Regions from separate parts of the Mus musculus genome. Here region 1 is linked to region 2. The links are chromatin loops, found by intact Hi-C in ENCODE. Cell type or tissue: gastrocnemius. All regions are shown on one strand. Links, peaks and the distances in the headings refer to the core of each region. The heading gives the core; the rest is flanking DNA.

Region 1 (14,884 bases), core at 5,260-10,259, 240 kb after region 2:
CTGGCTGTCCAGGAACTCACTCTGTAGATCAGGCTGGCCTTGAACTCAGAAACCCGCCTGCCTCTGCATTCCAAGTGTTGGGATTAAAGGCGTGTGCTACCACTGCTTGGCTTCTGAAGTTTCTTTTTAAAAGGCAGGATCAGGATGGGGAGCTGGGGGGCTGGAAAGATGGCTCAGCGGTTAAGAGCACCAACTGCTCTTTTGGAGGTCCTGAGTTCAAATCCCAGCACCCACATGGTGGCTCACAACTATCAGTAATGAGATCTGATGCCCTCTTCTGGTTTGTCTGAAGACAGCTACAGTGTACTTACAGATAATAAATAAATAAATGTATATTTTTAAAAAAAGGGTGGGATGCTGCAGAGGTGGCTCAGCAGTTAAGAGAATTGGCTGCTTTTCTGAAGGGTACAGATTTGATTCCCAGCACCCACACGGAAGCTCACAAAAGCCTCTAACTCAGTTTCAGGCATCTGGCACCTTCCTCTAGCCTCTGTAGGCACTAAGTACAGAGTGGTGTATAGACATGCAGTCCCTGCTTGCTCCAGCCCAAAGATTTGTTATTATATGTAAGTACACTGTAGCTGTCTTCTGACAAACCAGAAGAGGGCATCAGATCTCATTATGGGTGGTTGTAAGCCACCATGTGGTTGCTGGGATTTGAACTCAGGACCTTCGGAAGAGCAGTCAGTGCTCTTACCCACTGAGCCATCTAGCCAGCCCCTAAGTGTCCTTTTTAAAGGATATTTATTTATTTATTTATTTATTTATTTATTTATTTATTTATTTATTTATTTATGTATTTCCTGTGTATGATCTCATCCATTGGTGTATGCATGTGCACAATGTATATATGGAAGTCAGAGGACAACTTGTAGGAATTGATTCTCTCTCTCTATCACTTGGATCCTGAGGATTGAATCCAGGTAGTCAGGTTTGCAGGCAAGTGCTTTTACGGGCTGATACCATAGATATCAGGCCCCATGACTATCATTTTTATTTCTATTTTGTAAGTGAAGAAAATGAGGTGTGTGTGGTGGGGCTGAGGTGGGGCTGTCTCGTGGTTTTTAAGTGCTAGGGCCAAAATGTAACCGCATGCCATCTGGCTCCTATAGTCAATTCCTGCAGGGGACTCTGCAAATAAGGAGGAACGCAGACTGTGGCAGCATAGGTGGTGGGGAGGGGCCCTGCCATAAACTAGCGTCAGTGCACACCTTTATTTATTTCCTTTTGACAGCTTTACTGGTGTAAAACTTACCCAACATAAGTGTCAAACTGATCTGGAGCAAATCCACAGAGTTTCCCGATCATCACCATATTCAGCATTTGGAACCTTTCCCAAGCCAGGCAGTGGTAGCACATCCCAGCACTCAGGAGACAGAGGAAGATGGATCTCTGAGTTCAAGTCTGGCCTGGTCTACAGTGTGAGTTCCAGGATAGCAAGGGCTACATACACAGAGAAACTCTGTCTTGGGGGAGGGGGAGGGAGCGATACAGGAGGGAGGGGGACAGCAGGGGTGGAGAGAATATTTCCTTCAAGTTTTCTCAAAGGGCACAGGCTTTGGGCTGAGCCTCAGCATCCTCATCTGTAAGGGTAATAATACTGCCAGTCTCGCAGGACGGTTAGGAGCATGAAGTGGGATGTCTGACTGGTGTGTGGCTTACAGAACATCAGCTCTTGTCACCAGTATTACTCTATAGTCTCTTAGTCGGCAGAACACAGACTTTTAGACTAGAAGTGCCATAAAGGCTGTTGAATCGCGCCCACATCCTTTAACGGAAAGACACTAAGGTGCCAAGATGCCTGGCAACTTTTCAAAGGACACAGTGTCCACGCGGAGCTGGAGCTGGAATCCACGTTTCTTGGTTGGTGGTTCCATGCACTCTTTTCTCCGGAGACATTTTTCTTCTGTGGCACAGGGAAGGCATTGTTCCACACCACTGCCATCGTTCATTGTGGGCGCCTCTAGAGCAATGCTGACAGGCAGTCAAGGACTCTGGGAGCTTGCTTAGCAGTCTGGCCTGGAAGCAGAGAACGCAGCTGGAGCAGGCTGTGTGCAGACAATAGCCAGTGTGGAGGCTGAGACAGGAATGTCTATTGTCAGAAAAGGGCATGCATTAACTCAAAGAATGGAGGGCTCTGACGGGCCAAGTCGGCAGCTCTCTGTAGCACACACAGGCAAGGCCAGCTCCGTGGGCTTGTGAACGTGCACAGTGGCACAGTGCCTCGTGTTTGAAAGGGCTTCTACTTGGCTTAGTGCCTGCTATTCTGAAATTCTTGGTACTTTAAAGCAAAGAGTCACACAGCTTTGTTCAGTGCTAAAAATTTTAAATTGTATAACCACCTTTGTCCACGGGGCAGAGCAGAGCATGGTGTCTTAAGGCTCCACCAGGGAATCGTGTCTCCACATAGAATTTATTCACACGTACTCTACACATATACCATTATTGGAGAGCCTTCATTCTGAATATTGAGAGGATGAAGGACTGGGCGTTCTGTTGTCTGCCTCTAGTCCTACCTGCTCCAGAGAGGATAAAGCAAAGGGATGACTTGGGTTCTGGAGTTTGGGGCTAGCCTGGGCAACACAACCAGACCCATCTTGCAACGGAAGGAAAGAGAGGAAAGAAGGAACATCAGGAGAGGACAGGGAGGCCGAGGAAGAAACAAAGGTGGATGAGTGGTGTGCACCTGTTATGCTAGCACTGGGGTGGGGTGGGGTGGGGTGGGGTGGGGTGAGGCAATATCACAACAAACTCAAAGCCAGCATGGGCTACATAGCAAGCAGCAGGGCAACCAGAGCTACATAGCAAAATCCCATCTTAAATACATCCATCCATATATCCATCCATCCATCCATCCATCCATCCATCCATACATACATACATACATACACACATATACAAGTAAAGTTGTAAGGCAACTTGCATTCTATGAGCCAAGGTCATATGTCAAAGGTGGCTCACCAAACTATACTTCTGCATATACATATATAGGGGGTTTTTGTTTTGTTCTCACTAAATAGCAGTTCTGGCTGGTCTGAAACTTACTATGTAGATCAGGCTGGGCTTGAACTCACAGAGATCCTTCTTGCCTCCCTCCTCCCAAGTGCATTTCATGCCCCACTACGCCTGGCTCCATATATAGTTTTTAAAGCCTGTAAAGATACTTCAAGCTAACAGCAGTTGTTACTTCTGGCAGAGTTATCAAGGGTGTCCACTCTTCCGATTGAATTGTTTTTATTTATTTTTTTGCTTAGTTTTAAATTTCATTTTAAAAAGTCTTTCGGTGTTTTGAAAAGTCTCATGTAACCCAGGCTGGCCCCATTCAATACGTAGCAGAGGATTGCCTTGGGTGTCTTTTCAGCACCTTGTATGTATGTATGTATTTGCATGTGGACACAGCATACAAGTGTATCTACTATGGTAGGAGTCCGTTCTCTCCTTCTACCTGTGGGTCTCAAGGACTGAACTCAGTTCATCGGGCTTAGCTACAGCTACCTTTACCCACTGAGCCATCTCACCGGCCTGACTTGTTTGTTTTGTATAGGGAAAACGTATCCATGCATTACTTACATAAATAAAAATATGGTGTACTCCTACTATGTTCTGCAAACATTTTCTTATATTGATATGTAGTCTTGAAATACTAAGAGAGGAGTTTTTGAGATGATGCGTGAGTCACTTCTCTTGTTACTAAGACAGAACACCCAACAGGAGCAACTTAAGGGAGGACGTTTATTGGGGCTACAGTTTAGAATGTACACTTTCTTGCAATGGTGAAAGCATGGCTGGGAGAGCTGGTTGCTATAGGCTACATGGAATGATGAACAGGAAGCAGAGTGCTCCAGAGGAAGTGGGTGGGCTCTAGCTCTTAAGCCTTCCTCTGCCTCCAGTGACCTGGCTCCTGTGCAATGCCTCCTTTTGCAAAAGGTTCCATACCCTCCCAAAATAATCAATTAAGCCTGTCCGGGACTGTGGTGGTTTGAATGAGAATTGTAGTCTCCCCTCCCCCAGCCTGAAACCTGCTTGTTCAGGGGTGGAGCTTCCCGCTCAATCGTTCAGCCATGCCCACTGCTGGAAGCTGCCACTTTGCTGTTCGGAGCCTGAGCTTTGATCAGAATGCCTGTCTTAGCTACATTTCTTTATCTCTCCACCTAGCCCCTCTTCTCTTCCAGGTTTCCAAAATGCCTTTCCAGGCTAGAACCCATGTTGTGATCTGCTGGCCAGACACAACAGAGAATGGTGCCCATGGGCTCATATATGTCAATGCTTAATCACGAGGGAGTGGAACTGTTTGAAAGGATTAGAAGGATTAGGAGGCAAGGCCATGTTGGAGTGGGTGTGGCCTTGCTGGAGGAAGTATGTCACTGGAGATGGGCTTTAAGATTTCAAAACCCACACCAGGCCCAGTCCCTGCTCCATCCCCACCCCGCCTACAGATCGGGATGTAGCTCTTGTCTACTGCTCCAGTGCCTGCCACCATGCTCCCCACCATGATGATAAGACTAAAATTCTGAAACTGTAAGCAAGCCCTCTTAAATGCTTTCTCTCATACGAGTTGCCTTGGTCATGGTGTCTCTCCACAGAATAGAACAGTGACGAAGACAGGGATATGTCACATTCAAATCATAGCAGAGGAGAAAGCAAGGGAAATGTGGAATGTGGGGGCTGGAGTGATAGACAGAGGCAAAGAAAGCTTTTGGCCATGACAGGGCTGGGAAGCAGGTGTGGTCCTGGGGAGAGAATGAAAGGAGCTGAGGACTGTTAGCTGAGATGGAGATAGGCCGTCATGGTGACTGTGGTGGCAGTGAACAAAACAAGATGGGGTTAGACAGGACAGGGAAACAGGCGTTTGAATTTGCCAGATACAGTGTGGCCCAATGGGTGATACAAGCTTTGAAGTCAATTAAGGGGGCAATAAAGCCTCACTGTCACTACTGTCACCACATCCTAAGTATTTAATGTAACCTCAGTTGTTGACTACTGAGCAGAAATGACCCTGACAGCACCCCTGTGGCAGGTTTCCAAGGAGGATGATGTGAGGTGATATTGGTGAAGCCAGTGCCTGGCTTTGACTGAGAATGTCCAAGGCTCCCCAACATCAAGCCGCCATTCACTGTATATGTGAGTGGGAGGTGTATGTGTAGGCATGTGGGTGTATGTTCATGTGATGCACATAGAAGTCAGAGGTCAACCTTGAACGCTGCTCCTCGGGGGGACACCAGCCTTGTCTTCTGAGACATGGGCATTCATTGGGACTTAGGGCTCACCACTAGGTGGCTGGCCAGTAAGTTCCAGGGATGTGTCTGTCACTGCCTCTTTAGCACTGGTATTACAAGATCAGGCCACCTGGGTGTGCCGTGTCACACATGTGGAGGGCAGAGGACAGCTTTACAGAATTGAGTCTTTCTTTCCACAGTGGTGTTTGAGGCATTGAACTTGGGTTGTCAGGTTTGGTGGTTAGTGCCTCTCTCCAGTGAACCATCTCACCAGTCTGCACCTGGAGTTTTATGTGTGTGCTGGGGGATGAGCTCACACCCCCATGCTTCTGCAGCATAGGTTTTATTTACTAGTCAAACCAGCCCCAAAGAGCCAGGCTGCTAAAGCAGTGTTTCTCAACCTGTGGGTCGCGACCCCCATACCAACCCTCTATCTCAAAAAAATATTTACATTAGGGTTCATAACGATCACAGAATTACAGTTATGAAGTAGTAACAAAAATAATTTTATGTTTTGGGGCTCACCACAACATGAGGAACTGTTAAAGGGTCGCAGCCTTAGGAAGGTTGAGAACCACTGTAAAAACCCTCCACACTTCTGGCTTCCTGGAAGAGCCTGGATTCTGAGCTCCACCCTGAAAAGTTCTGGGCTCCATTGGCCAGAAAGGGAAATTGGCTGCAGTCCAGGGGCTGGGGTGCTACCCAGAGAAGAAGATCTCTTCCCCCATTCCTATGCTGTAGACCAATGAAACTGCAAGGGCCGAGGTGGCCGCTGTGGCATTTCCAGGGTAAAAGGGCTCTGTCAAAGCTGATCTGAGTCTCTCCAACCTTCACTCGTGCCTTTTCAGGCACTCCCCCGAAATCCGAGGTGTGCTTTGGTGACTGATGGGCCAAGCTGTGACTGCCGCCTTCTTGTTAGTACAGATGTGCTTTGCAGCAGCTGTGACGGAAAGCCACACCTGTTGTCTAGATCAGCTGCTGTAACTCTACTCCTAGGAAAGCAGGCTAGTGAGAGGCCTCTTCCAAGTCCCCCTTTTCAAAGGCATGTGGAAAAGCCGGCATCTGCCCGTCACAGCAGCAGGGGAGCCTGCTTGGAAGGTCGTGGGGCCCTGGGAATCCCAGTCACTAACTGGAGTCTTCCAATTCAGCTTTACCCCAGCTGTACGCGAGCCAGAGCCCCTTCCTCGCTCCCCCATCACGTCGGAGTGGGGAAAACTGAGAAGCAGGAAGATGGCAGGGAGTCCTGCTGCTTCCAAGGAACCAGATGTTTCTAGGATCTCTGATTTCCCTGGGGACCTTCATATTTAACAAGGTGGCCTGAGCTGGAAGGATTCGGCACAAATTAGCGAACTGCAAAATGGACTGGGGACGTGAAAAAAAAAAAAAAAAAGACACCAGGGCTACGGATGAATCGGGAAGCTGAGCAGAGCTTGCTTTTCCCGGGCATCAGTCACGGAGACGCTGGCCATAGAGATCTGACACTACTACGAGAGAATTTGTTCCACTGAGCAGCGTTGGGTGTGACGGAGTTGGCGTTAGTGAGACCGGAACACCAGTCATTCCCAGAGCCTGGGGAGGCATGAGTCCCTCGCTGACATCCTGGGTACTGGGTAGAATCCAGAACCCCCAGGTCTTTGAGAAAATCTCAGCAAGATAAATCCAGGCTACACACTCTCTGTCACCTAGACCCACAAAGTAAGGCGCACGTGCCAATACACATTAAAAACCTGGCGGTGAAAAGCAGATGGTAAGCTGGCATTGCTGATGTCTGCGGTATACGCTCACATCCACATCAGCGCTTTTAATGACCACACGTCACTTCACGTTCAGGGGAGGAATCTCGGCCGGCATATTAGAATGGTGCCAAGGCCTCAGCAGGACAGCACCCTCTAATCCCCCAGCAGCCCTGGCAGCGCCCGGAAGAGATGGCGCATGTGGCAGGCAGCGCCCCGCCAGATGTAGGACACTGCTGACCCCTGCTGGTGTGGGCGCGTCTGCGGAGGAGAGCCCTAGGGAGAATTCAGACTGGAAAAAACTCGCAATCCGTCTGGGAGGGGTAGGAAGAAATACCCCAGCTCAGAATCTCCCCATCTGGAGATCCTTTGAAGAGACAAAGCAGACTTTAGAATAAAACCCAGACTGGATTTTCTGAGGGGAGTGCGACAAACTAGCGAACGAGTCCTCCCTCCAGCTTCTGTGGCCTGGAAAACCCTGGGGCCAGTTCTCTTGACGCTAAATTAGGAACCGGAACCGGGTGGTGGTGGTGCATGCCTTTAATCCCAGCACGTGGGAGACAGAGGCAGGGGGATTTCTGAGTTCGAGACCAGCCTGGTTTACAGAGTGAGTTCCAGGACAGAGAAGAAGCCCTATCTCAAAAAAAAAAAAAAAAAAAAAAAAAAAGGAAGGAAGGAAGGAAGAAAAGAAGAAAGAAAAATAAAAACTAAATTGGGAAACTTGGCAACACCCACTGCCAAATGCAATCATCAGGGAGACAAAAATAAAAGGGGGTGGAGGCGGGAGAAGGGAGAAAGACAACTTTCTCAAGTAGCTCAATAGTTTTCAGCCAGAATCATTATCTCTTTGCCTCCCCACCTCTTTCCAGAGTAGTTTCCTTATTTCAGCACAGAGACTTTGTATTTCAGCTTGATTTCTGGTGCTGTGACATTTTACCTTCCTTTCTGTGAGAGATGTTGCTATCATGGTATCTGGGTGCCTCCTGCTAAGAAACCTGGCATCTAGAGTATTTGCATCCGGTCTGAACTTTTTTTTCTTTTTCTTTTTTCTTTTTTTTTAAAGATTTATTTATTTATTTATTATATGTAAGTACACTGCAGCTGTCCTCAGACGCACCAGAAGAGGCATCAGATCTCATCACGGGTGGTTGTGAGCCACCATGTGGTTGCTGGGATTTGAACTTCGGACCTTCGGAAGAGCAGTCGGGTGCTCTTACCCACTGAGCCATCTCACCAGCCCTGAACTTTTTTTTCAAACTCATTTTACAAACAGGCAAAACACAGAACCCAACTATCCCAGGATCTCTACTGAAATAATCACAGGGACCCAAGGGGCAATTAGGGCCCTGCCAGTTCCAACAAACGCAGTCCAGAGGCCCCAGGCAGACGCAAAAGCCACCCATTGCTAAGTCTCTTTCTCTACCCAGAACTGGGTTAACAAGAACCTGCGTTCACCCCTACTGAACACTAAACACCATTGAGGGTGTATACGCAGTCCTCTACGCTGCCACCGTGTGGCCTCCTCTGGGTACTGCACTGAATTCACTCCTATCAAGGAACTGTGGCTTCTCACAACAGCCTCTAACCTGCTTGTTCCACTTCTCACCTCCTTATCATTCTCTCTTTTGTGTTATGCTGAGCATGGAACCCAAGGCCTCGAACATAAGTGCACACTCTACCATCAAACTACATCACTAGCCTCCAGTTCTCAATTTGACATCTGCAGCATTTGATGTTTGGTACGCACTTACGCTTACTTGTATAAAATTATTATGAAACATTTTAGATATATAAGATGTATAAAAAATAATACAACAAGGAATTGTTCCGGTAGTACCCTTTAGAGAATTGGACAGCAGATGTGTGTGTGTGTGTGTGTGTGTGTGTGTGTGTGTGTGTGTGTGTGTGTGGACAGACAGGTAGACAGACACAGAAAGAGGAATAGGCACATGTGCTAGTCGCTGGCCAATGCCATGTTCTCCAGGATGGGCCAGCAAGCTGAGGTCAGAGAAAGCCGGCAGTTAAAACACCAGCAGACTCAGTTTAGGTGCAAAGGCTAGGAATGCTGGTGTTCCATTTAGAAGGAAGGCAGGCAAGAGGAGTTCTTCCTGAGTGAGGAGGAACTCCACCTTCAGCTCAGCCTAGAGCATCTGATTGGACAGGCTCCCTCCTGTTAGGGAAGACTGTGTTTTATTCATTCTTCTGATTTCAATGTTAATCTTATCTCAAAACACCACAGCAGAAAGCTCCAAGATAACGTTTGACCAATTATCTGGACACCCCATGGCTCAGACAAGCTGGCGCTTTATAAATTTAACCATTATAACTGTATTGTGGAGTTTAGGAAATAAAACATTACAGATATAGTTTATGCCCCTCTTCCATTGCCTTTCTTTCTCTACCCACGAGTAAACACCATTTTGAGTTTGCTGTTCATCTTTGCCACACACAATTATAATTTTACCCTACCCTATGCTGCACATTTTAAATGATAAATTCCACAGCTTTCCTTCCTGGATCAATATTATACTGTAAGGTTCATCTGCATTGATGCATGTAAGTTTAGCTTATTAATTGCTACTGTTTTTAATATTGCATTGTTCTATAATTCATCTGTTTTATTGTATAGGGTTTTTTGTTATTTTAAATGGTTTCTATGGAAATTTTGATTTTTGTTTCTGGAGATTTGTCTTAGTTAGGGTTTTACTGCTGTGAAGACACCATGACCAAGGCAACTCTTATAAAGGACAACATTTAATTGGGGCTGGCTTACAGATTGAGAGATTCAGTCCCTTTTTATGAAGGTGGGAGCATAGTAGCATCCAGGCAGGCACAGTATAGGAGGAGCTGAGAGTTCTATATCTTCATCCGAAGGCAACTAGAAGACTGATTTCCAGGCAGCGAGGATGAGGGTCTTAAAGCCCACACCCACAGGGACACACTTCCTCCAACAAAGACACACCTCCAATTAGTGCCACTCCCTGAGCCAGGCATATTCAAACCACCACAAGAGTGACCCAAAGTTTAAACCTGGGACCTTGCCCATGCTCAGCATGCACTCTACCATCAACCTACAGCCCAGTCCTTAGCAATTCTTGCTTGCTTCGTGTGGTGCACATTCACATTCTTGACTAGTCTACTGGGAAGTGAAATTAATAGCCTTGAGTCTGGACACTTTTCACACCACTGCATCGTTGCCAACACTTGCTTGGTTACCACCCCCTTTTCATATCCACGTTGTTATGGGACCACATAACATCAGGTTTCTTAACTATGTTAGCACAGTTGACAATCGCTCGTAAGGCCATTCTTCAATAGGATCGCCTTCTACCTCTCTTAATCTTTTCCCAGTTCTGCCCTTGACTCCTTTCCCTTTGATTTGAAGAATTACATATTGTGACCAGTTACCCTTCTTTCAAGTAGACACTTTCTGCTCAGTTTTTTCCAAATTAGTGGCTTCTGTCTCTTACCACCATAATGGTTTCTAGTGAGGTATAATATATATAATTCACCCGTTTTAAGTGTGTAATTTAATGATTTTTAGAAATCAGTTTAAAGAGTTGTGTAACTGTTGCCACAGTCCAGTTTTAGAACATTTCCAACACCACAAAGCAATTCCTCCCACCCACATGCAACCAACTGCAGTTCCCACCCCTAGCCACAGACAGCCACAGATGTGCTTTCTGTCTCATAAATTTGCTTTTCTAGACATTTTATATAAACGAAATGACATGATATGAGGCCTTTTGCCTCTGTCTCTTTTCAGTTTGAAAAATGTTTTGTAAGGTTTGTTCTGGCTGAAGTTGAGCTGGTTGCTTTTCTTTACTGGAGAGTAGTGCTCCCTCAGTTGTGCTCCCTCACACGAACAGGGAACATCCCATTTGTTTGCCAGTCGGGGGAGTATCTGGCTGATGGTATATCTCTCAAGGAACGAATCTCAAGCTAGATGTGGTGGCACACACTTGCAACCCAGGACTCAAGAAGCGTATGCAGGGCTGGAGAGATGGCTTAGTGGTTAAGAGCACCGACTGCTCTTAAGAAGGTCCCGAGTTCAAATCCCAGCAACCACATGGTGGCTCACAACCATCCGTAATGAGATCTGACGCCCTCTTCTTGTGCACCTGAAGACAGCTACAGTGTACTTACATATAATAATAAATAAATCTTAAAAAAAAAGAAGCGTATGCAAGAGGATTGCCATAAGTTTGAGGTCAGCCTGGGCTGCATAGCAAGATCCTGTCTTAAAAACAAAACAAACATAAAATAATAAAGAAAAAATACAAGAGAGAGAGATGGGGGGGGAGACAAGAGGCTACAAATAATCACATAAGATGTATGTGGTATAAACATTTCATTTTTAAAAAGATTTCTTTTATTTTACAATCACCAAAACTTCATTCAACCCCCAGCTGGATAAATAAAAGAAAATCACACAACATATTATAGTACAATTGCTGGAAACCAAAGACAAAGAAAAGTCTTACAAAGAGCTATCAGGAAAAAAAATTAAAGCACATTACATACAGGAGACCAAATGGGAACTGAAAATGAGGGCTGGTGGGCGGGCTGGGGGGCTGGCTGGCTGGCTGGCTTGATTTCTCTTGCTTAAATTTTGAAGCAGGTTCTTGTTATATAGTTCCTCAGCCTTGTAAGAGCTTACAGGGCTACACTCCCATTCCCAGAATCGACACAATGACTTCCTTCTAAATAGCATTAGCACAATTTCCCCTTTTCCATATTTTTCATGGCTTTAGATATAAAGTTCACTTATTACAGATAGTAGCAAATAATTGAGTATTACTTAAAACTCCAGTCAGGTACACATAGTACTGTACTCAGTACTGTACTCAGTACTTAGGATTCCAAGCCAGGCTTCAAAAAAACGGCAGTCTGCATTAAACAACCTGTCTTTAAAAGGAAGTGTTTAGGAGGATGGAGAGATAACTTAGCAGTCAAGAGCACTTGCTGTTCTTGCAAAGGACCTGGGTTTGGCTCCTAGCACCCAAAGGCAACTCAAAACTGCCTGTAACTCCACTTCTAGAGGATCTGATGTTTGTTTTTTTTTTCTGGTCACCATGGGCACCAGGCATGCATGTGGCACACACATATACAAAATATAAATATTTTAAAAGTAGATTTATTTACTTGTTATGTGTACAGCATTCTGCCTGCATGTATTCCTATAGGCCAGAAGAGGGCGCTGGATCTCATTACAAATTGTTATGAGCAACCATGCGGTTGGTGGGAATTGAACTCAGTACCTCTGGAAGATCAGACAGCACTCTTAACCTCTGAGCCATCTCTCCAGCCCACAAAATGTACATCTTAAAAACATAAGACAAGTTTCAATGAAGTCTATAATGTTTGCATTTACTATGGACGATTAATAGGGTTAGGATTGAGCCTGTCTCCCTGCTCTCTGTTTTCTGTGTGTCTCCTCTGTTCCCTTTACCTGTTCTCTGTTGTCTGCTTTTACACTGAGTATATATATTTACATATTATATTTACATATTATATACATATAATATGTAAATGAAGAAAATACCTAATTAAAATTTTGTTTAATCCAATATATATATATACATTTCAAATGCTATCCCAAAAGTCCCCCATACCTTCTCTGCTCCCCTACCCACCCACTCCCACTTCTTGGCCCTGGCGTTCCCCTGTACTGAGGCATATAAAGTTTGCAAGACCAAGGGGCCTCTCTTCCCAGTGATGGCTGAATAGGCCATCTTCTGCTACATATGCAGCTAGAGACATGAGCTCTGGGGGTACTGGTTAGTTCATATTGTTGTACTTTTATATATCTTTTACTGACCTGTTAGCAGAAATCTCTTGCAATGTTTGTTTTTTAACCTTGGTGACTGCTTTAAATTCTGCATGTCTTTGGCTTGCCCAAGTCTTCCAAGGGATGCTGTATCATTCCCTGCATAGCTTCACAACTGCACATGCCTGCTTCCCTCTGCTTGGCCAGGATGCTCTTACAGATATGCATTTATTTTAACAAAAGTCGTAAACCCCCAAGATATCGTTATCATTTCCAGTTAAACAATGATCTTTTTGAAAGTTTGAAGTAACGTTTAAAAAAATGCATCTTCACCTATGCAGTTAACATTTCTGGTGTTCTTAATTTCCTTGTAGATTCATATTTCTTTCTGTGTAGGTGTGTGTGTATGTGTGTGTGTGTGTGTATGTGTGTATGTGTGTGTGTGAGAGAGAGAGAGAGAGAGTCACAGGATACCCGCAGAAGTGGGTTCTCTCTTTCTATCATGTGGGCCCCAATGGTTAAGCACAGGTCGCCAGACTTGTCAGCAGGTGCCTTTAACCTCTGAACTCTCTACTGGAGCTAGACCCAGAATCCAGCTTTGACAGGTTTAGCGCCTGTAAAGTCTTGTTCCCCTCTCTTCTGTCCATGTTGTTTCCATTGAAAAGTAGGACGTCATCCTTCCCCGTCTCGTCTCTTCTGTCTTGGGACTTCCTATAATAGCTGCTGAGTGTGAATTATTTTACTTTTCATCTCTGGAAATGTCCTTATTTCACTTTAAAATTTAATCAACTTTATTGAGACGTAATTTCCGTACCACACAACTTACTCACAAAAGGTACCATTCTATTTCATTTTAAAAATTTAAACAGGGTGGTGTAAGCAGGGCGGTGGTGGCACATACCTTCAATCCCAGCAATCGGGAGGTGGAGGCAGGCAGATCTCTGGGTTCGAGACCAGCCTGGTGTATGTCGGCACGTGTAGGGGTCAGAAGACAACAGGCAGGAGTCTGTTTTCTCCTGCTTTATATGAATCCCATGGGTCAAGTTCCAGTCATTAGGCTTGTCAGCAAGTGCCTTTACCCACACAGCCATCTGCTGGTCCAATTTTATAACATTTTTATTGGTATCCATTACAGGTGAGTTTTCATCCCTCCTTGCTCAGTCCAGCCCTACCACCGCTAATCTTCTCCTTACCTTTGTAGATTTGCCTAGTTGAAGGATTTTGTGTATGAAAGTAGCTTTGCACACTGCATAGTCTCTTGTGCCTGGATTCTTTACTATGAGCATCTTCAAGGTTCATCCTTTTTCTGGTTTAAAAAAATAGTATTTATCCCACCTTTATTTATTTTTTATTTTTTAAAAAGAATTATTTATTTTATGTATATGAGTACATTGTCACTATCTTCAGACACACCAGAAGAGGGCACCAGATCCCATTACAGCTGGTAGTAAACTACCATGTGGTTGCTGGGAATTGAACTCAGGACCTGTGGAAGAGCAGTCAGTGCTCTTAACTGCTGAGCCATCTCTTCAGCTCATTATCCCCTCTTTATTGATAAATCATGTTGCCTGGCTTTTTTTTGTGATACTTGACACTTGAACCCAGGGTCTATCACGTATGTTGGACAAGTGATCTACAAATAAGCCATATTTTCAGTCCTTTCTAATTAGAAAATTAATTGCATTTATTTATTTGCTCTCTTTCTTTCTCTCTGTGTGTGTGTTTGTGTGTACCTGTGCATGTGTGCATGAATCACAGCATGTCCGTGGAGGTCAGAGGAAAACTTGTGGCAGTCAGTTCTCCCCTTCTACCGTGTGGGCTCTGGAGATGGGAGATGGAACTCAGGTCATCAGGTTTGGTGACAGATGCATGCCCCTCTTGCCCCCTCCCCCACTTTGAGAAATGGTCTCACATTAAGTTACTCAAGTTAGTCTTGATCTAACTTGAAGTGGAAATTTCTGGTTTCTTTGGAGATTCAGTTGTGTCATGTGATGTTTTTCTGGAAACTGTCTTATGAGAGGATGTATATGAGAGGATGTATATGAGAGGATGTATATGAGAGGATGTATATGAGAGGATGTTCTGCTGAAACAGATATGTGGGAGGATGCTTTGTTGAGAACAGACATGTGATGTTTTTCTGGAAGCTGCCTGGAAAAAGGACAT
Region 2 (14,884 bases), core at 5,715-10,714:
CCTTGAACACTTGGAAAACGGCTTCATCCAGCATCTTCCAGTCAACTTTGCCACTGACCTTGCTGCAACCCAGGAAGAACTCCTGCTGCTTTAAGTCCTGTAAGGTTAAGGTTGAAACATGTGAACCTTGGCAAAGATGACCCGAGAAGGGGAGATCGTAGACCACCTCAGGAGCTGAGTGCTCTCGTCAGGCAAATATTGTGATGGTACAGGTGCTCCTCTGCTCTTTGTGACAGCAACCCCCAAAAGTGGAGGCAGGAGGATCAGAAGGCTAGGTTAGCCTCTGCTACCAAGCACGTTCTAGCTCAGCTTGAGCTACGTGAGAACCCTGTCCTTCTTTCCCCAGCTCCACAATAAAACCACTATGAGTTGGGCTGGACAGATGGCTCAGCGGTTAAGAGCACTGACTGCTCTTCCGAAGTCCTGAGATCAAATCCCAGCAACTACATGGTGGCTCACGACCACCTGTAATGAGATTTGATGTCCCCCTTCTGGGGTGTCTGAAGACAGCTACAGTGTACTTACATATAATAAATAAATCTTTTAAAAACAACAACAACAACAACAACAAAAAACCCAAACCATTAAGATCTTATGAGTTCAAAGTGCACTCTGTACACTTAAGCCACAGGAACACTCACTGTTTACTCCCATGGTTGTGTGACTGGCTGGGAGCTGTGGCTCACTGTCCTCATCCAGGATCTTGAATGTTTCATACTACATACCAGGAACAGACTGAAACTCAAAATGTGAGTACACTCTCTACTAAACACACATTGATTTTAAACCAGTGTAATGTGGGGCCGTCTACATCAGGCTGGTTCCTACACTGGCCCTCCCTAAAGCCCCTTACCCCTTTGATGATGTGCTGGGGCGGCATCCGGACCACCACCCGCAGGGTCACCTCTTCCTTTGAACCACAGGTGCTGATGCCATCCATGGGTGAGAGGTCTGTGGAGATTGAAAAGGACCAATCGGTTTTAAGGCCCCAGGCTTACTTCAAGTTTGCAGCTATTCTCCTTTCCAAACAATGATTCCTTGTGTATGGCCAAGAGGAGCCGGGAGCCCCAGCTCAAAAGGCATAGAGCTAAAATCCTAACAACTGCTCCTGCTTACTGACAGCATTGAGCTCAACACCACTACCTCCCGGTTTAAGGATGCCACAGGTGGAAGGATGCCAGTGAACCACGCTCCCCAGCCCCCGCAGCCCTCTGCCCACACAAGTTCTCCCCAAGCAGGTACCTGTGTCTGTGAGACTAGGACTGAAAGGATGGCTGAGTGCAAGGCCCAGGGAACGTCGAGGGGACGACAGAGCCGATGACCCAGGGACCTGCCCTGGAGTGCAGCCTGAGGAGGGGCCGGGGGCAACCTTCAGCCGGTCATTCTCTGCTTTCAGCAGGTCCACCTCCAACTGTGGGCAGAACAGACAGGGCAGGTGGCAGGGTGGCAGAGATGTCCGGCCCTGCCCTTCTCTCCTGCAGCTCTGCCCAGACACTGACCTGCATATTGTGCATGGTCTCCCGAAGCTGGTCCAGCTGGTGGGCAGAGTTGAGGGCCTCCAACCGGATATCCGTGAGCTTCATCTCTTTTTCCCATAGTTCAGAGCGCAGTTCTGATACCTCCTTCTTCTCTGGCTCCTCCTCTTCATTGGCTTGGAACAGTCTAGTGTGGGGGACTGAATGAGCAGGGGTCCTGTAAGAAAGCAAGAGTCAGCCTGGATCCCACAGATGCACTGTGTCGTAGAGGATACTGACATGTCTGGCCCATAGTCCCGTTTCCTTCTGTGTATAGACTCTTAATTGGTATATCAGAAAGGGTCCCTTCATGGGTCTCACACACCCAGGGAAAGGCCATAAGTATGGTGGCATGTGTCAGGGTCTGTGGGCTTACAGCTAGCTCCAGCCAACAGTTTACCAGGGTGGCTGGTGGAGCGAGCACTTACTCGGTGACCTCGGTGCCCACAGAGGATGAGGTGGAGGACTTGATGGAGGGGGAGGCAGTCTCAGTGGAGCCGTGTTGGAGTTTGGGGGATGATGGGGCTGAGGAGTCAGGTGTGGCAATCTCTTCAATGTCAGAGTAGGAGGAGGCTGACTTGGGACCCTTTTTAATACTGAAGGCTTTGTTGAAGGAACTCCGAAGCTAGAAGAGAGCAGATTCCAGGGAGAGAGATGTCAAGGCTATATGCTGGGCTGGGGAGAACAGCTTTAGGGCTGGGCTGGGACAGGGACGTGGAGGCAGAGGATTTACTTTTATGACACCCACTGTGTGAAGTCTGGCATATGGACAGAGGAATTTATCAGAAATCAGGACTGAGAGAAAATGACAGGGCTGAGAAACTTGTTGTGTCCCTCGTGCCAGAAAAGAAAACAACCCAACCCCCTCCCCAGGTGTCACATGACACACCTCTCAATAGTCCAATTTCACCTTCTAACTTGAGCTCATTATCCAAGAATCTATCCATCTCTTCACAAATCAATCAAAAATTGACACTATTGTTCTATGAAGACCCAGAGAAGGAACTGATAGCAAGTTCCATGTAGCGTTTCTTATTCTCAGCACATAGCATAGTGGTTAAAACAACCAAATCAAAGATCTCTTTCTCCCTTTGTTTTAAAGACTGGGTGACACATAGACCAGGCTAGCCTTGAACTCAATATGTAGCAGTGGGTGGTCCTGAACTTTGAATCCTCCTGCCTCTACCTCCCAGGTGCTGGGATGACAGGCGTTTACCCCCATGCCTACCGTTCATCATTGTCTACTATGCCAAATGTCCTAGGACAAGAGCTATTTTGCAGCCAGTCTTTGGCTACATTAGGCATTGAAACTTGACCACAGCTTGTTTGATTCTGGTGTCGATGAGCTTTGGGTGTCAGGGATGTGAGCTAGATATGCAAGCCAAGGACCTGACCCACACCCATTCACATGCCTCCATACAGCATGCACACACACACACATACACACACACACTCACTCACACACACGGACATAGACATGGGATGGCAGCAAGAGACAGAGAGTAAAGGAGAGGTCAAAGGCTATAGGGGACAAAGGTCAGCCAGATCTTTGGAATGTGAGAAGAGGGATCTGGGTTCTCTTCTTTCAAGGTGTCGTTCTTAGAACATGTCTGAAGTCTCTGGGAGCTTGAGCTAGTTCATGGTGTGTGTGGAACTTCTAGGTAAACCATGTGGACCAAGCTGATTGGGCCAAATAGGTGAGAGTACGTGTTCAGTTGGCTAGGATGTATTATCATGGAACACAGTACAGGCCTTCAAAATACCATAAAGATCAGCTGTCTGTAGAGACAAAGAGCTAAGAGCTGACTGACTCGACGCTCTAGCTTAAGGAAGACATTCAGGCTTCCCGATTTCCAACCTGGTGGAGTTTTCTCCACACCAGTCTCACAGGAGTTAGTCTTGTTTCCTTCCCTCTCTAAGAGAAGTCCTGTGACCACAGCCAGCCCACAGCACGAGCTCTCTGTATGCATTATACTTCAGACAGTAGTCTGCTATGTGAACTTCAGTATTCTGACAGTCAGGGCTCTGTCCCGAATGCCTCAAGTGATGTACTAAGCAGAGAACCAGGACTCTTTGCTAAGGAGGGGATGCCTTAGAACTTTCCCAGTACAGATATGCTTAGTAAAAGTGCGGGGCTCCTCAGAGGCAGCTGATGAGATGACCACCTTCTAAGACACATCCCAGTGGATTGGGGATCTGCACGGCACACTTTGGGAAACGCTACTCTAAGAATCCAGATTTAGATGATCAACTGGTCTCATCATGTGTGCGCACCGGCTACATACAACGTGTGTGTGGAGGTCAGAGGGCAACTTTGTGGAGTCCACTCTCTCTTTCCATCTTTATAAGGTTCCATCCCAGGCCTGGAATTCACTATGTAGCCCAGGGCTAGCACTGAACTCATGGTATTCCTCCTGTTTCAGTCTACCTAGTGTTGGGATTTAGGCATGCACCACCAGGCTGGTAGACCTCACACTGACTAGGGCAATGGGTTCAGCTTTTCCCATCCTTTACAATCCTAGTCCTATGTGGGAGGTTAGAGTAGGGCTCATAGGTCTGTTTTGGAAGAGGACTTCTGGGCCACATTCTCTTTGCCTTGGACAATCCTCTAGTTTCTGAGATGGTTTTAGAAGCTCCACAGTCTTTGGGGTGACAAGTATCTCTTCTCCTGGATGAAATAATCCCCTGACCTGTCTCTAGGTCACACTATTTTGCAGCTAAAATCTGGACTAGGCCCCAAAGGACCAGGCCCCTCGAGACTGTGATCCAGATAATTTCCGTTCACTGGTCCTCTTCCATCTAAGGCTCCAACGTGAGTGGGGCAAAAGTAAAACGGCTCATTTTCTACATAACAGGGGCTCACGTGTCTGCTTGTCATAACAGACCTATCTTGGAACACGGGAAGATGGCGGGCAATAGATTTGGATTTTGTCAAGATTTCCAATTTGACCCCTAAGCAGACCACTCCTCTGTCCTCATGAGGGGCAGCGTGGATGGACCATGCAGTGGAGTGTGTTAGGAACTAGGGGGCAGCTGGGGTTATGGGTGGCTTTTCTTTCTTTTTTTTTTTTTTTTTAAGAGAGGTGCTTGCTCTGGAAACACGAAGGTGTGCAAAGGGAAAGAAAAAGCACGAGGAGAGGAACCGAGTTTCTTACCTCATAAACCTGGAAAAAAAATAGGGATTTGAGGTCAGCATTTTGAAGGAAATAAAAGGAAAGAAAAAAAAAAAAAACAATGAAAAGAAAGCAGCAGCAGCAGCAGCAGCGACACTACTCATGCATTTCACACAGCTGCTTCTCCACACAGCTGGCTCCTGTCTGCACTAGGCCAAAGTCTGTAGCCAGCCCTCCTCAGCAGGGACAGGGACAAGACGCTCACTCTGGGTCACTCTCCCTTTCAGTCAGTCAGGCAGTGCCCTACACCTGCGTACAGATTGTAGAAAGCTCACCCAAAGCCAGTTTAGAGTTACAGGGGGGATACCACACAGAACAAACCCACCTCTGGACCAGACAAAAGCAGGCTTTGGAGCGATGGGGACGTTCCACAGCCTCCTCACCCAAACTAAAGCAACAGCCCCAGGAGCGTCTAGAGTACCCTGCTTGGCTTACAAATTCTCTCCACATGCCCCACTCTCCCACCCATGAATAATTTTCTCAGCTCCTTCTACGGCCAAATACATTTGACCTCATCAGTAGGTAGAGCCCCAGGATAGCAGACATGTATAAAGGATGCAGGGACGGTGGGGGGCTGGGGTATATGTGCAGGGCGGTGGTAAGGAGAATAGACAATGGATAGAGGAATGGGAACTTAGTGAATTTTTGTCCCCAGCAGATGTCACAACACTGGCATCCTGTTAGAAGGGACCCTCTTTGTTGATCCTGAAAGGGGTCAGTTCCCTGCAACAGGGTGAGTGACTCCTAGCACAGGCCGATCCCCAAGCCTTTACATACCCAACTCTTCTTCTTTTTCTTCTTGGCATCAGCATCTTTGCTGCTGCCGATGCTGGAATGGCTGGTGATGCTGTTGAGGCTGGAGATGCTATCTGAGGAATTCTGCCTCTTGATCCGGAGTTCTATTGGCCAGAACAAGTGGTAAGAACGCAGAGATAGATTTAGAGAAGATGCGAGGCTTAGGGAGAGGCTAGCTACAGCAGATAAGAGTGGGGGGGGGCCCAGCAACTCCTAGGTACACACTAATTTGGTGGATTATTCATCCAATGGACATTTATAGAGTTACAGTTATGCCTCAACACGGAAGAGGATGCAACTGTGAAAAAAGAACAATTCCTATTCTCAAGAAGCTCCCAGTCCTGAGCTGGGCGTGGTGGTACACGCCTTTAATCCCAACACTCAGGAGGCAGAGGCAGGCAGATTTCTGAGTTCGAGGCCAGCCTGGTCTACAAAGAGAGCCCCAGGGCAGCCAGGGCTACACAGAGAAACCCTGTCTAAAAAAAGCTCCCAGTCCAAGTTGGGCATGATAGTGCCCAACACTTGGAAGGCCACAGGATTTTGAGTTCTGGGCTAGCCCGGGTCATATAACAAGACCCTCTCCAAAGCAAAAATAAAACAAAAACAAAACCACAACAAAAAGAAGCACCAATGTAGATAAGAAATAGAAGGATTTAGTAATAAACTCAGATTGGCTAGTTGTAAAAAAGCTGGTCCTGAACATTTTTATGCGGACATCCTCTACCTGTGCCTGCCTGCCTGCCTGCCTGCCTGCCGGTGTTTTAGCAGAGTGCCACTATGTACACCAGGTTGGTCTTGAACTTGTGACAGTGCTCCTGCCTTGCCTCCCAAGTGCTAGGATTGTATGTATGAGGCACCATATCAGTTTTTGTTGTTCATCTTTTCTTTTTTCCTTTTCTTGAAACAGGGTCTCATTCCATAGCACAGGTTGATCTATAACTGCCTCTGTGACCCAGGCTGGCTCTGAACTTGTGCTCTTGGTCCATGACCTAATATATTTTGATGATACTCCAGCAAGAATTGGCTGTCTTACAGTATGTCATATATGTCTTACAGTATGTGGCTTATATGTCTTACAGTATGTCATACAGTATGTGGCTTGTATGTGTCAGGAAGGCAGAACTAAGCCTCTCTAGGGGAGGGGGAAGGGTGACAGGAAGGGAGAGGGCTGAGAAGGGAAAAGGAGAGGCAGAGGGATAAAATAGTCAACATAGGATATGTACTTGTTCAAAACCTTAAGGAAAAAAAAAAAGTAAAAATTTAAAAATAAACAAAAAGGAACAGTCTTGAGCTGGGCCTGGTGGCATGCACCCATGACCCCAGCACTGATGACAGCAGGGTGGTTGGGTGTCAGGCTAATCGGGGTTAAATGATGAGGCCCTGTTGAGACATCTCTGACTGGTCTCTGGCTTTGGTCTAAAGGCTGAGGAGAGTGTAGCAGGCCTGTGGCGATTACAAATTTCCTCTCCTTGCCCTCATCCTCAGGGTTTATGAGGTCATGTTCAGAACACCCCTCACTGGATACCCAGACATCACACTGAAGAGTACCTAAGGACCCTCGCCTTCTAGAAAGTAGATATGAGAGTTGGTGTGCTGTGGGCCCAACAACGACCTTCCTTCCCTCCACTTCTGTCCTTTTTCAGTTCCATTCACTCTGACTGCTATCCTACCTTTGGGCGTGGCTTCTGAGGCATTTAACGCTCCCTGGATGACTGCCTGGGCCTCGGAATTCTTTTTCTTCAGGAAGTCTATAGTTTCTCGCAAATCCAACAGCTCGGTGTCCTACAGGAAATGATGGTGGTGTTGTTAGAGGCTCAGCAGAAATGCCTACAGGGAACTGGGAATGGGATTCTACTGCTCTCAACAGGAAAGGCAGAGGAACGGGGAGTGTGGAGCTTGGGACACTGTACTGACAGGCAGGTTGAGAAGCAGCCCTGGTCTCACCACCAGTGAGCGAATGGCCGGTGACGATGGAGTGGAATGGTGGGTTTAGAATTCACCACCCTGGGCCTCTTACCTTCTCCTCGGCCGTCTCTGCCAGGTGTCGCAGGCGGGATGTCATATTCACCAGGCTCTGCTCGAAAGCGGCCACTAGGTTAGCCTGACACAAACGTACAAAGAAGAACTTAAGGCGCTTGCGGCTGCAGAAGAGGGAAGTAAGTGGCTGGTACAGGAGTGGTTTAACAGATTTTCCCCATCTCCGGGCTGACCGACCAACGCAAACAAAACTCTGGGTGGTTTTAACATATTGATCTCCATGGGCAGACGAGGTGGAATCAGATAGGCTTTCTGGAGAGACCAAGCTTCTTGAATAACAGAGCGCAGATGGTGAGGCAGGCCTTAGGAGCTGCTAGGGACATCAGCGGGGGTAAAGTCCCTCCCTGTTTTGTGTGGTAGGTGAGTGGACCGGCTTAATGGGAGGACAACAGCCTCTGGGATCAGTCTTATGGCTTTTGGTTTAACGTCACTACATAGGGCCAGCTCTTGTGGCACAAAATGACCTTCCAGTAGGTTCTGTTTGGTTTATCTCTTCTGCCTCTGCACCCTAACCCTATTCTTATCTCACCCTGGGTTTGGAACTAATGCCTCTCTCTGGAAGGGCTGGGGGTGGGGGCATGGGAGTGAGGGATGCCAGTAGCCATGCAAACCACTTCAGGGCATTCCCCATTTTGGCCACTAGGGGGCAGGGCTACATTGGAAAGGGTGCTGGATCCTGTGGGAACTCTGGATCTCTGAAGGGGGGGTGGGGGGGGAAGGTTCCCAGTGGTTGGACTCCAGCTAGCTCCTGGAAGCAATGGGTATAGGAAAAGGTAAAGGGAATGGGGTACAGGAGCAGACAGGGGACCACTCAAGGATGGATAAACAGCCCCCATGAGAGCACTGCAGCAAATGGTCCTCTTGTTACCCTCATAACAAGAGGAGGAAGGCTTTGGGTAGGTCACTCATGCCCAGTCCCTGTGGTGTCTGCAACACCCTCCCTGCCTCCTCCTACGTGTCCTCTTTGAACAACAAGTCAAACTTCACCAGTGCCTTAGAGCCTGAAAACCGGAGGCAGTATCTTCCATGTTTCCTGTAAATCTGCAGAGTCCTGGGCTCCCAGGCAAATACATGGCAAGCTCTGAGCATCTTTCTTTGACCTTCTGTCTTTTTTCAAAATTTGAGAGATTTCACTAAGTTACTCAGGCTGGCCTTGAACTTGTGACCCTCCTGCTGCTGCAACCTCTCAAGTACCTGGGATTTCAAGCTTGCCCCCTCAGGCCGAATTCTGATCACCACCACCACCACCACCTCCCCGGCCCCTATTCATATTCCCTGAAAATCTACTCAGAGCCTGGAGTGGCCCTGGCCTCTTCACTCATTTCTACATGCACATCTCCCCCTCTGAGGGACTGGCCTTGCCTCTCTCTTCTTTCCTACGTCTCTTTTCCTCCATGGCACCTTGCTCTGAGGCCAACCTCAGGTTAGGGTGCCTGTAGGACTCTAGGCCAAGTGGTCCTTTTGTAGAGGCAATACAGTGATCAGGGCCGCTTCCTGGCCAAGTGTGTCATCGTCAGCAGCTTGGCTGCACCATCCAACACGGTGTAAGATTGGTTCAACATCAGGGATCCCAAGTCGAGCTCTGGGGCCTGGCATCACATCTCCCACTGAAGGGAAGGGCTCGGACCCTTGGCCAAAACCTGACTCTAGATTCAGAACTCACCAGAACTGTGTTTTAGTTTGTTTTCTCTTGGCCAAATGGAACTTCCTGTCCTAAGAAAATTCACCCTCTAAATTCATTTTCTGGAACTAGTCCAGCCCTGACAGCCACGATGGCTGACAGATTGCAGTGTAAGTGAATCAGGCATAATAATGTCCTCTGCCTCCCTGGCTGTTCTCCACCTCCCTGGCGCCTCTCCCCTTCGACATCTCCCAGACATGAATTTCCTAGGGTATGCAGGACATGACCTAGGCCACTGGCCTTGACTGGTGGGGTACAGGACCATTCTTGTTTCTGTTATAATTCTTTTGGTCCCAGAGAGTTTGAAGTTTGATATGAGCTTCAAGCAAACCAGTCAATACAGGACTTTTGAACTGAGGACTTGGGAGAAAGAATAAAGACGACAGCCAATGTGGTAAGAGAGCTGTCGCTGAAATTCACTGGAAACACGCAAAAACTCTACCTGGTTTCAAGGCTAGGCTCAGGCCTGGCAGCTGAGCTCCCCAGAGAGGAAGGGAAGAGAGAAGAGGAGAAAGCGCTGCGGAAACTGCAGACGCGGTTATTTTTTGTGCAAACACTTGGAGAGCTCCTGGAGACCCAGCTCAGCTGTTGTTTACAACTACGGGAGAAAATGGCTCTTATGTTCTCTGTTTGCAATTTGGTCACAGGAGAGGAACTGCCCACAGTGGAGTTAGATGAGGTAGGTGTGTTCCTCCTCATCTCTCAGAACAGAAAAACTAAGGTCAGGAGGAAGGTAGTCACTCTAAGTGGCCATACGGAGGTGGGTTAGATGCAGAAATGAAGGATGTTGGCTCCAAAGATGAAGGAAGCTCAGCTCAGATCAATGGCAGAATAGAGGCAGAGCCAACGGTGAACTCCACAGGTTGCTAGGATGGAGTTGGACTTGAGCCGGCCGGCCTCGTGGTCCCCAGACAGAATTCTAATAACCGGCTCTGAGCCTGTTCAGTTGTGTGGCATCAATAAAGAGAAAAACACACCCTAGGGCAGTGGAAACGATCGAGGGCTCGGTAATTAAAATGAATTGTGACTTTTGTCCATGGCCAATGGCAAGGTTGTTTCTGCCTCCCTGCAGAACCACGGTCTCTGCTTTCGTTAGGAAGGTCAAAGGTTACCAGACACCAACTCAGCCATATCAATGAATTAAGGTGGGAAAAAATGGTTCTGAATGAAGGCTCAGAAAAATTGAAGGACAGTCCCCAAATCTTCTGCTCTAGAGCCGTGAATACAACCTTCTCCCCAGAGATCTCAGGCCAGGGCAGACTCGGTCAGACCGCTTTCCCGCACTGCCTGGTTTAACAGGAGCCAGGTCTCATCCTGCTTGGGTACTCACGTTGGCAGACAGCTGAGATGTCAGGGTGGCCACCTTTTCCTGGGACGACTCCAGCTCCCTACGAAGCTTCCGAATTTGCTGCGAAAGGAAGAGAGAGAGAGACAAGCTGCTGACGGCAGAGGTAGATTACTAAGACTGAAATCGGAGTGTGTGGCGGTGTTAAAGAAGCAGAGACAAAGGCTTTGTATCCTACCTCAGATTGCATCCTCTCCTCAGCCTGGAGAAGTGGGCACAGAAGGAGAGAGAGAGACAGAAAAAGCAGGTGGTTACTATGGAGAACCGGCGCAGAAGCCGGGGCCCAAATGTCAGGGCAGAGACTGGAAGAAGCATGATTGACAGATGCAGAGAGGAGAGTCCCCCTGGCCCTGGCTCCTCAGAGCTACATTCAGGTTTAAGTACTAGGCTCCTCTCGGGTGCTCATCTTTAGCCAACCTGGTCCTTGCCGAGAAGGCTAGAGAATGAAGCTGGTTGGTCTGAAAGCAAACCGTGACTGTTAGCACCATGAAGGAGGAAAGAATGAAGGTTAAAACAAACCTACGAGTCAAGAGATCTGAAAGCCAAAGGCTGTAGACATTTGGTCAATTCTGTACATTACTGGGGTCTCTAGAGTCTTGGGGACCTATTCATCTTGGGTGCTAGAAACACTGCCCAAATCCCATGGCAGGGAAAGGAGGCTGTAACAAGGAGATCTTTACTTTTCAAAGGAGGGAAAAAAACACCAGAGTTGCTTGGGAGTTGGTGGCAAGGCCAGAAAGAACAGAGGCTCCAAGGTACTCATCGGAGTGTTCCAAGCTCTAGGTGCTACCCACTACGCCCACTCCCATGGCCAGCGAGGGTAGCGATGATAGGTACCCATCCCCATCCAGTTACCCAACCAAAGGAGGTCCGAGGGAAGGTGGAATGGGGAGGGGGGCTCCCGGGGAAAGGACATTGATGGTCTCACTGAGGGGCAGGGCTCACGGGAAGGGGCATTAATGGTCTTACTGAGGAGTAGGTAGAAGAAGCACTGGAGGCCAGAGACAGCACCGAGCCATGAACTGAAAGAGAAGGAGAGCACAGAAGGTTAGCAAGGGGCTCCAGGGCCCAGAAGTTCCTGGGAGGAGCCTAAAGCAGGAGTCTGGACTCAGACTCCGGAGGGCATCTGGAGCAAACAGAGCGAATAACACAGGGCACCAGTTCATATCCCAACAGCCCACAGTAGGCGAGAATCCGAGGATATGGTCCTGAATACAGACAGCCTCCCCTTTTCATCTATTTTCCCTGACAGCCTGGGCCTTGGTAGTCTCTCGCTCAACCTCCCTGAGGAGCATGGGGGTCCAGAGAGAGGGAAAGGAGATTTTCATGGGTAGTCAGCATCTGGTCTGCTCACCCAAGAAAGCACTTTAAGCTGTAGAAAGGGATGAGTTCCTTGTCAGAGCTGCTCAGAACCAGTACCACAATCCCGCCCGGGCCTCCTCTCCTCAGCCTTGTAGTGCTAGTCTAGGAGCCTGAGGACCACTCAGGTCGGGGGAAAAATTAAGTGGTGAACACAGCAGAACCCACTGCAAGCACTAACAGAACCCACACATATCAGGGATGCGCCCTGAGAAGAATAATGGAGGTCTCCTGAACCCCATGGCCAGGTCTCCCATTAACACCCAGATTAACACCAACAATCCCAGGGCCAGCCTGGGAGCTAGTCTTTGGAGCATTCTAGAAAGAGGGCTGAGATGCCTAGTTGTTTGTATGGATTTATGAGCTACCATTTTTTTGTCCCCGTTATCTCTTCTGAGAGACTGTGGAGAAGAAAGACCACTCTTAGAACAGGGAGGACAGCTCTAGTCTCAGAGCGCCTGAGGAGTCACATCCAACCCTTCCAAATCTCGATTTCCCTTCCCTGGGCCCCACTGGTAGATGCTCCGACCCCAGACCCCAGTGCTAGGTGGTGCCACCCAAGGTTTCTGGGCCCCCAGACCCTTCAAAGTTATGGGAAGACAGAACTGAAATGGCCCAAGTTGATGTCCTGTGAAATCTATGTATGTGTGTGGTGGTGGCAGTGGTGGCAGTGGAGGTGGCGGTGGGTGAGGGGACCCAGCAGAGCTGGAATGAGCGTGAACCGCGCTAGCACGAAGTCTCACCATCATCCGTGGGGTCTCGGAAGGATCCTGACCGAATCATTCCCTTGGGTCTCTCGGCCAGGGACAGGGTGCTCCCCATTTGGGAGCCGCTGTACAGCTCGAAGGCCGCCTCGTGGGTGGGGATGCTGTTGGATCGGGTGATTCTTGGCGTGGTGGCCGCAGTGGGACTCACTGGAAGGACAGAGGGGAGGGGGAGGGGCGTGGGAGGGGGAGGCAGGAAAAGAGGCAGGGTCATCAGCTCTCTGGTCCCTTGTGGGGACGGAGCAGGAGTCATTGAAAGGCAAACGGGAAGAAGGGAGGAGAGGAAGGAGCAGTAGGTGGGGCCGTGGGGGTGTGCAAGCAGCTGGAGGTTAGGAGTGGCCCCTCCTGGGAAGGTTGGGCCCTGATGGAGAAGGACTCCATGGTCTGTACTAAGGATCTTCCTTGAATGCTTGACTGCCTTGGAGTGGTTGCTTTTGAAGGTTAGGCTGGGGGCCTGGCCACTTTCCCGAAACCTTCACATCACCAGGATGTGCTGATGAAAATGGGATGTGCGGTTCTCAAAAACACAAGCTGTCTTAGGGGTGGACTGAGAACTCAGACCAAGACTCAGATCCAAGTGAGGAAACAAACCAGGCTTCAGAGAGGCTACGGAATCCACACCTGTGAAATGGGTCAACCACAGAGGCCAACCCCACTTTCCCTTGCTAGATGGATGCCTTTCAGGGGTCAGAGCCTGTGGTGTTCCCCTGTCGGACCTCTTGCCTCCATGCAGGTATGTGGGTGTTCACCCTCCCTGCCTACAAAGACCTGGGGAGAAGAAGTCACCCCTCTGTCTTGGCCCTCAGGAACTAGTAAGATCGTTACTGTTTAGCCCAGTCCCTCATTCGACAGCATGAATGGCTTTTATTCTTGTTTGGCCTTTAATGGAGACAGAAAACAGGCTGATAAGCCCACAGAAGCCAAATGACTCTTCCTTAGGCATAAAGGACCCCCATTCCTAGTTTTCTTCAAATTCCCCACAGTCCCTGCATCGAAAGATGTTACAAGTCCTCTTTGGGGAAAAAACAAAACAAAACAAAAACCAACCCAAAACCTGCTTCCCCCCTCCCTACCCCCCTTAGTTGAGAGGAGAGATGGACTTAAGAGATACAGCAAGCAAATGGCAGGTCTACTCCAGACCTAGTCTAAAGAGATTCCTATTAAACCAGTCATGGCACAGTGCTTCCCAGAACCAGGGCTGGTGTGGGCCTGAGCTGGAGCCAGCCCCTCCTCCTGTAGCCTGTTTTCCCATCCCGTCTGAGTCACAGAGCCACTTCCTTCTCTCCAAAGGCTTTAAAGAGGGTGTGGTGTGTCTAGGGCGTGTCTTAGTCAGCCTGCCTTTAGGGCTGAGATAGCCTGGGCTCAGCCCGAGCAGTTGGTAGAGCTGGACTTTTCTGGTGACAGACTTCACTCTACAATCAACCCTTGTCTGTCTTCAGCTCACCAAACCCATAGGTTGGTATTGCCCTCCCAGCAGCTGCCCGGGACAGTACTGTCATGGACTTTCTTAAGCTCAGGGTCTTAGTGTATGGATTGCCCTGCTTGTCATTCAGACCCTCTGATGCCATCAGGACCCTATAGCTGTGTCCAGGGACAACCTTTTAGTCTAAGACCTTGGAACACTTTGCCTTCATCTTTAGTTTGGGTTGGTAAACTGAGGCACCATGAAGCAACCCCACTACAACAGGAGCCAAAATGCCTAGTTGTTTTGCTGCCTCACTCACTCTGCAGGGTGAGCCCCGCCTCATCTCTTGCCACAGTGAATGACTGCAGATACTGACCTATGTTGGTAAGCTGGCCCTTTGCACTCAAGGACATGGAGAGAGCAGGGGGGGATGGCAGCTCTGCCTGGTCGTCGGATTCTGGAAGCCCACCGGCAGTGTGGGAGTGCCGCCTCTCCTTGGTCTCCTCCTGGGACTGAAGCTGGTACCTGAAGAAGTAGCAAAGAGACACAGTCTGAGCTGCTACAAAGTGACATCAGAGGTTTGGCTGTGTGAGGGATGGCTAAGCTAGGGGTAGGAGGGGACTTTGGAAGAGGGACAAGGAAAAGGAGGATCGGTCGGAGGCAACCCAGGATTGTCCCCTGAAAGCTCCTGAAGGGGACAGGGTGGATGGAGGTTTTAGAAATTCCTCCACAGAGCAGGGCTCTATGGTGCCACATGGAGGCAGGTGACACATGTCCCCATGTATCCAAGTCAGTGGTATCTGACAGTGGA

Evidence for each region. Peaks named below come from ENCODE experiments on the same cell type or tissue, not always from the same donor. Only the 100,000 strongest peaks of a DNase experiment are listed, where the experiment ranks them.
Region 1: it touches region 2 in a loop (3.0-fold over the local background); 14 of 42 quality-filtered maps call a loop at or near these places.

What each region holds. Positions count from the first base shown.
Region 1 is chr1:135,692,363-135,707,246 of GRCm38, forward strand. No RefSeq gene overlaps it. Among named protein-coding and RNA genes, the nearest start is that of Gm32835, 12 kb to the left of the region's middle. In gastrocnemius, for the core only: CTCF peaks have their summits at 7,195 (motif pointing left) and 8,465 (motif pointing left); DNase peaks (open chromatin) are centred at 5,936, 6,356, 6,827, 7,153 and 1 more place; H3K4me3 peaks cover 2,102 bases; H3K27ac peaks cover 2,280 bases.
Region 2 is chr1:135,453,192-135,468,075 of GRCm38, forward strand. Nav1 (neuron navigator 1) reads right to left here. Exons shown (of 30, transcript NM_173437.2): 9 at 14,450-14,598; 10 at 12,648-12,818; 11 at 11,515-11,567; 12 at 10,724-10,747; 13 at 10,531-10,608; 14 at 7,500-7,583; 15 at 7,153-7,264; 16 at 5,465-5,586; 17 at 4,670-4,678; 18 at 1,943-2,139; 19 at 1,500-1,692; 20 at 1,243-1,411; 21 at 854-951; 22 at 2-97. It overlaps Mir1231 (microRNA 1231), which reads right to left and starts at 1,492; the gene lies at 1,412-1,492. In gastrocnemius, for the core only: a CTCF peak has its summit at 8,146 (motif pointing right); DNase peaks (open chromatin) are centred at 8,151, 9,081, 9,334 and 10,581; H3K27ac peaks cover 1,591 bases.